2 separate regions of the Homo sapiens genome follow, and region 1 is linked to region 2. Evidence: read pairs that join two places in POLR2A ChIA-PET (ENCODE). Cell type or tissue: Panc1. All regions are shown on one strand. Each heading gives the region's core, and the rest is flanking DNA. Links, peaks and the distances in the headings are about the cores only. Region 1 overlaps SH2B2 (SH2B adaptor protein 2). Region 2 overlaps CUX1 (cut like homeobox 1).

What was found. ChIA-PET counts read pairs that join two places held together with the same protein. Peaks named below come from ENCODE experiments on the same cell type or tissue, not always from the same donor. Only the 100,000 strongest peaks of a DNase experiment are listed, where the experiment ranks them.
Region 1: POLR2A ChIA-PET joins it to region 2 with 10 read pairs; 2 of 35 experiments call an interaction of 5 or more read pairs at or near these places.

The regions. Positions count from the first base shown.
Region 1 is chr7:102,315,735-102,318,640 of GRCh38, forward strand. SH2B2 (SH2B adaptor protein 2) reads left to right here. Exons shown (of 9, transcript NM_001359228.2): 7 at 1,453-1,661. Among named protein-coding and RNA genes, the nearest start is that of MIR4285, 24 kb to the left of the region's middle. RefSeq lists enhancers at 1,082-1,733, 1,734-2,384. In Panc1, for the core only: no CTCF peak of the experiment used is centred there; no DNase peak of the experiment used is centred there.
Region 2 is chr7:101,952,069-101,954,974 of GRCh38, forward strand. The region is part of intron 2 of CUX1 (cut like homeobox 1); the gene reads left to right. Among named protein-coding and RNA genes, the nearest start is that of CUX1, 140 kb to the left of the region's middle. RefSeq lists enhancers at 250-776, 421-1,620, 777-1,302, 961-1,255. In Panc1, for the core only: no CTCF peak of the experiment used is centred there; a DNase peak (open chromatin) is centred at 1,163.

The sequences.
Region 1 (2,906 bases), core at 215-2,714, 360 kb after region 2:
CTGTGAAAAGAAAAAAAAAAAAAAAAAAGAAAAGAAAAGAAGAAAGGAGGGAGGGAGGGAGGGAGGGAAGGAAGGAGCTCACAGAAAAGGGTCCATAGGGTTGGAATCAGGGATTGGGAACAGGCGACTGGATTTGTTCCTAAGTTTGCTGATGACTTACAGAGTAACTCCAGGATAGTCCTTCACAGCTCTGTGCCTCAGTTTACCTCATAGACTTCACCAGTGGGTTGGGTCAGCTCCCTGCCCAACTCTAAAATTATTCCAGCTGGGCACAGTGGCTCATACCTGTAATCTCAGCACTTCAAGCAGCCAAGGCAGGAGGATCGTTTGAGCCCAGGACTTCCAGACTAGTCTGGGCAACAAGACTCTGTCTCTACAAAAAATAAACAAAAATTAGCCAGGCATTGTGGCACAGGCTTATAGTCCTAGCTACCCAGGAGGCTGAGGTGGGAGGATTGCTTGAGCCCAGGAGGCCAAGGCTGCAGTGAGCTATGATTGTGCCACTAGACTTCAGCCTGGGTGACAGAGCAAGACCCTATCTCAAAAAATAAATAAATAAATAAAATTATTTGGCTGGGCGCAGTGGCTCACACCTGTAATCCCAGCACTTTGGGAGGCCAAGACGGGCGGATTGCCTGAGCTCAGGAGTTAAGACCGGCCTGAGCAACATGGTGAAACCCTGTCTCTACTAAAAATACAAAAATTAGCCTGGTATAGTGGTGCATGACTGTAATCCCAGATACTTGGGAGGCTGAGGCAGGAGAATCACTAGAACCTGCAAGACGGAGGTTGCAGTGAGTCGAGATCACGCCACTGCATTCCAGCCTGGGCAACAGAGCAAGACTCTGTCTCAAACAAAAAAATATTCAGGCCAGGTGCAGTGGCTCACACCTGTAATCCCAGCACTTTGGGAGGCCAAGGCAGGAGGATCACTTGAGCCTAGGAGTTTGAGACCAGCCTGGGGAACACAGCAAGACTCCATCTCTAAAAAATAAAAAATAAGGCTGGGCGCAATGGCTTACACCTATAATCGCAGCACTTTGGGAGGCCGAGGTGGGTGGATCATCTGAGGTCAGGAGTTTGAGACCAGCCTGACCAACACAGTGAAACCCCATCTCTACTAAAAATACAAAAATTAGTTGGGTGTGGTGGTGGGCGCCTGTAATCCCAGCTACTCGGGAGGCTGAGGCAGGAGAATCGCTTGAACCCGGAAGGCAGAGGTTACAGTCAGCCACCGGGATTGCAGCATTGCACTCCAGCCTGGGCGACAAGAGCGAAACTTCGTCTCAAAAAAAAAATAAAAACTAAAAACCAACCAACTTTTTAAACATTATTCCAACAGCATTTTGCATGTAAAAAAACCAACAAGACGTCACCTCTCTTCTCACATTTATTTATTTGTCCCCCTTTCTCCTTCCCCCCATGTTCCTCACACTGTCATCCCCACCTCAGGGGAACAGGGTGCAGAGACGGATCCCGAGGCTGAACCCGAGCTGGAGCTATCCGACTACCCATGGTTCCACGGGACACTGTCCCGGGTCAAGGCTGCTCAACTGGTTCTGGCAGGGGGGCCCCGGAACCACGGCCTCTTCGTGATCCGCCAAAGTGAGACTCGGCCTGGGGAGTACGTGCTGACCTTCAACTTCCAGGGCAAGGCCAAGGCAAGTGTGTGGGGGGCGCCATGGGGGTGCAGTGGCCAGCCCTGAGGGAGAGGGGTCATGGTGACCCCGGTCCTGAGGCTGTGCCCTGGAAGCAGCTGCAGGCGAACAGGTGTGGCATGACTTCCCACGGGCCCCACTCACCCCAGCCATGCTCCGTGAGCCACCTGCGTCCCTCCTACACATCACTGAGGGACTGCAGTCAGCCCTATTTCAGCCTCTGCATTCTCCAGAAGGGGAGGCCACCTACTGGCGGCTGAGCCCTCAGGAGGCTGGGCCCTTCTAATAACCCAAATTTGCAAATCCTTTCAGCTCCTGCGCGCGGGGGATCTCATAGCACTGGAGCTTCGGAGGGTCTCCACCCAGAGATCGCCCAGTGGGGGGTGGGAGCCAACCAAGGCCCTCAGAGCCCCACCTTCTGCCCCACCGACCTCAGACAGCCCCTCTTCCCTGCCCAGGTTAGGTCACCAACCCCTGAGGAACACACACGGGCAAACCCTAGAGACCCAGCAGGGGAGGAGGAGCTGGGCTGGGTGGGAGAGCTGTGCAGGGTCTAGGGGGTGGGGTTCAGCATTGGAGGGGACAGCCTGATCAGAGACCTGCAGGGGAGGGAGAATTGTGGAGGGGAAGACAGTCAGGAAGGCGATCCCAACAGCACCCAGCTGGATCAGAGGCATGATGGTACACCCAGGCGGTGTGCTTTCAAGGAAGAGGATTCCTTGCTATATTGACCTGAAATGCTTTGTTTTTGTTTTTGTTTTTTTTTGAGACAGTCTCGCTCTATCCTCCAGGCTGGATTGCAACATCGCAATCTCAGCTCATTGCAACCTCCGCCTCCCGGGTTCAAGCGATTCTTGTGCCTCAGCCTCCCAAGTAGCTGGGATTACAGACACGTACCACCACACCTGGCTAATTTTTGTATTTTTAGTAGAGACAGGGTTTCACCATGTTGGCCAGGCTGGTCTCAAACTCCTGACCTCAGGTGATCCACCCACCTCAGCCTCCCAAAGTGCTGGGATTACAGGCGTGAGCCCCCACGCCCGGCCTATTGACCTGAAATTCAAAGGAAAATTTGACAGCAAAGGCAAATGATTATGGGGGGGTGCAATGTGGCCAGAGGGGGCAGGAACCTCAGTGCCCACCCCCGCATCCCAGGTTTCCGATAAGGAAACACTCAGCCTGGGCTCCTGCCAGGACGGATTTCCTGGCGGCCCCTACTAGAGGAGGGAGAACCTTAGGACTCCTGCT
Region 2 (2,906 bases), core at 171-2,670:
TCACAGGACCTGGGGACTTGTTAGAATTGCAGATTCTGACCAGGCGTAGTGGCTCACACCTATAATCCCAATACTTTGAGAGGCCAAGGTGGAAGGATTGTTTGAGGAGTTCAAGACCAGCCTGGGCAACATAGCGAGACCCCGTCTCTACAAAAAAAAATACAAAAATTAGCTAGGCGTGGTAGCATATGCCTGTATTCCCAGCTACTCAGTAGACTTGAGGATTGCTTGAGACCTGGAAGGTTGGAGCTGCAGTGAGCCGTGATTGCGCCACTGCACTCCAGCCTGGGTGACAGAGCGAGACCCTGTTTCAGTAATAAATAAATTAAAAGTACAGATTCTCGGGTCTACTCCAGACCTGCTGAATCAGAAAATACGCGGGCAGGCCCAGCCGCCTGTGCCTTCACCAGCTCTCCTGGTTAAGGCCTGAGAACCCTGCTACGGAACCCCGAGTACCTTTCAGAACATGTTGACCTCATTCGCAGGGATCAGTGGCCCTTTGTCATCTGGTCTCTGGCCAGTGTCCCTCCCTCATCTGGTGGACTTGGTACTGATGCCGAACCACCTGTGGGTTCCAAACGTGCCATTGTTTCTCCCACCCACGCATTTGCACAAATGTGGTCCTGTGTGGCTCACTCCCTTTTCTGCCGCCACCTTCTCCCCCACTGCGCCATGCTGGTCTCAGCTCGGGGCTTACCTGGTCCCAGAGGTGTGTTGGGAGGTCCCCACCCCTTGCCTCTGCCCGTTGCCTTTTCCACCCCTGCACTGGGTGTGCATAGGTGCGCAGGGCACGTGTGTGTCCTCTGCGGTCACTGACTTGATTGTCTGCCTTTCCCAGGAGGACATGGGCTCTGTCGGGACATTTTATCCGTCTGTTTACAACATGAAATAGACACCTCCGAAATGTGTGTGTGTTCCGTAAATGAAGGAGCAGAGGGACCCCTTCGGAGCATCTCAGAGGCCAGGAAGCCTGGCTTCTGGCCGCCCTGCCCGCTCCTCACGTGTGAGGGGAACTGGGGAAGTCGAGTCAGCCCGCTGGGGTTCCTGATTCTCTGCGGTTCTGGGAAGAGCTTGCAGTGGAAGGCCTCCCAGCCATTTCCTCTTCTCCCCCAACTGTGACTCACTGATTGATTAATGTTTGGAAATTGTGACTCATCTTGTTAGAGAAGGAAAAGGAAATTTTATTCTCTTCATTCTCCCTCCCTTTCAAATAAGTAATAAATAAAAAGTGGCTGATCTTCCACTTGGTGCGGTAAGAAGCATTTAAATACATTCCCGGCCCTCATAATTGGTGGCTTCTTGGAGAAAGGTACTTATTAGAAGAAAAACACTTCCCTATGTGTTGTTGTTCGGCCTTCTCGTTGATGAAATTACACGGTGAGTTGGTGAGCGAATTTACCTTGCCCCTTTTTAAAGGTATTTGTGGCAGCTCTTGTTGTAGGAATCAGGGGAGAGGAGCCACTTCTCTTTTAGTAAGAAATGCGAAGAGTGGCCTCTCCATCTTCAGAGTTTCAAAATGAGTTCACTCTGGTGGTGAGTAATGATGTCTTAAGCTGGCTTATTAAAGGCGGAGGAATAAGATGTTCTTGCTTTACCTCACGTACCAAATATAGATAAGGCGCTGGATCAGCAGAGCCTCAGGCCCGTGCCAGGACACAGTCGGGCCTGGCGATGTCTGTTTTGTCTCACGACTGGAGGGTTGAAGGGGAAGCACAGCCTTTGCTTTTAAGGGTTTTCTTCTGGGAAATCCACAAAAAAAAAAAAAGCATTTGTTCACTTCTCACGTTGTGATGTTGAAATTATGGCTTGGAGTTTTACATTTGCCTTTTAATTCTCTTTATGGGCAGCATGTCTGTATGTCTTAGGCTCTTGGTTCTGGAAGACCAAGTAAATTCAGTATCTTTTCAAATTGTAACCCTCTGGTCTGGGTAACACAGCAAGACCCCCATCTCTACAAAAAAAATTTTTTTAAGTCAGCCAGGCATGGTGGTGCACACCTGTAGTCCCAGCTACTCAGGAGGCTGAGACGGGAGGATCACCTGAGACACGAGTTTATGTGTCTGAGACGCCTGAGACAGGAGTTTATGACCATCCTGGGCAACATAACAAGAGCCCATCTCTATGACAAAATGTGAAAATTAGCCAGGTACAGTGGTGCACACGTGTAGCCCCAGCTACTTGGGAGGCTGAGGTTGGGGGATAGCCCAGGAGTTCAAGGCTGCAGTGAGCTATGATGGTGCCACTGCACTCCAGCCTGGGTGACAGAGTGAGACCCTGTCTCAACAAAATAAAATTGTAACCCAAAGTAAGGGCTCAATAAATGTTAGCCACTGTGATTATTCTATTATTCCCGTCCTCGTTGTAAATATTTGTGTGGCTTGGTGCCTAGCGTCTTTTGTAGCTGTATGTATTGCCAAGGAGAATCCCAAGGAAAAAAAGTAGAAATATGGTTAAAGCTGGCTGGGCACAGTGGCTCATGCCTATAATCCCAGCACTTTGGGAGGCCGAGGCAGGCAGATCACTTGAGTGCAGGAGTTTGAGACCAGCCAGAGCAACATAGCAAGACCCCTTCTCTACAGTGTGCTGGCATTTGCAGTGCAGCCACCATTGCCCATGGTAGCGATGAGGAAGCTGTGGCTTAGACCAACTTCCAGAATCACTGCTCTGGTCACACAGCTGCTCGCAGGTGGCATCATGAACACACCTAGTCTGACTGTTGCTTAACCACGACAAACTCCATCTCCTTCCACTTTGCCTGGCTGAGGATCGGATGCATTACATAGAAATATTTGAATTTGGAAGCTGTTGAAATACAGGTTCAGGCCAGGCATGGTGGCTCATGTGTGTAATCCCAGCACTTTGGGAAGCCGAGGCAGGCGATCACCTGAGGCCAGGAGTTCGAGACC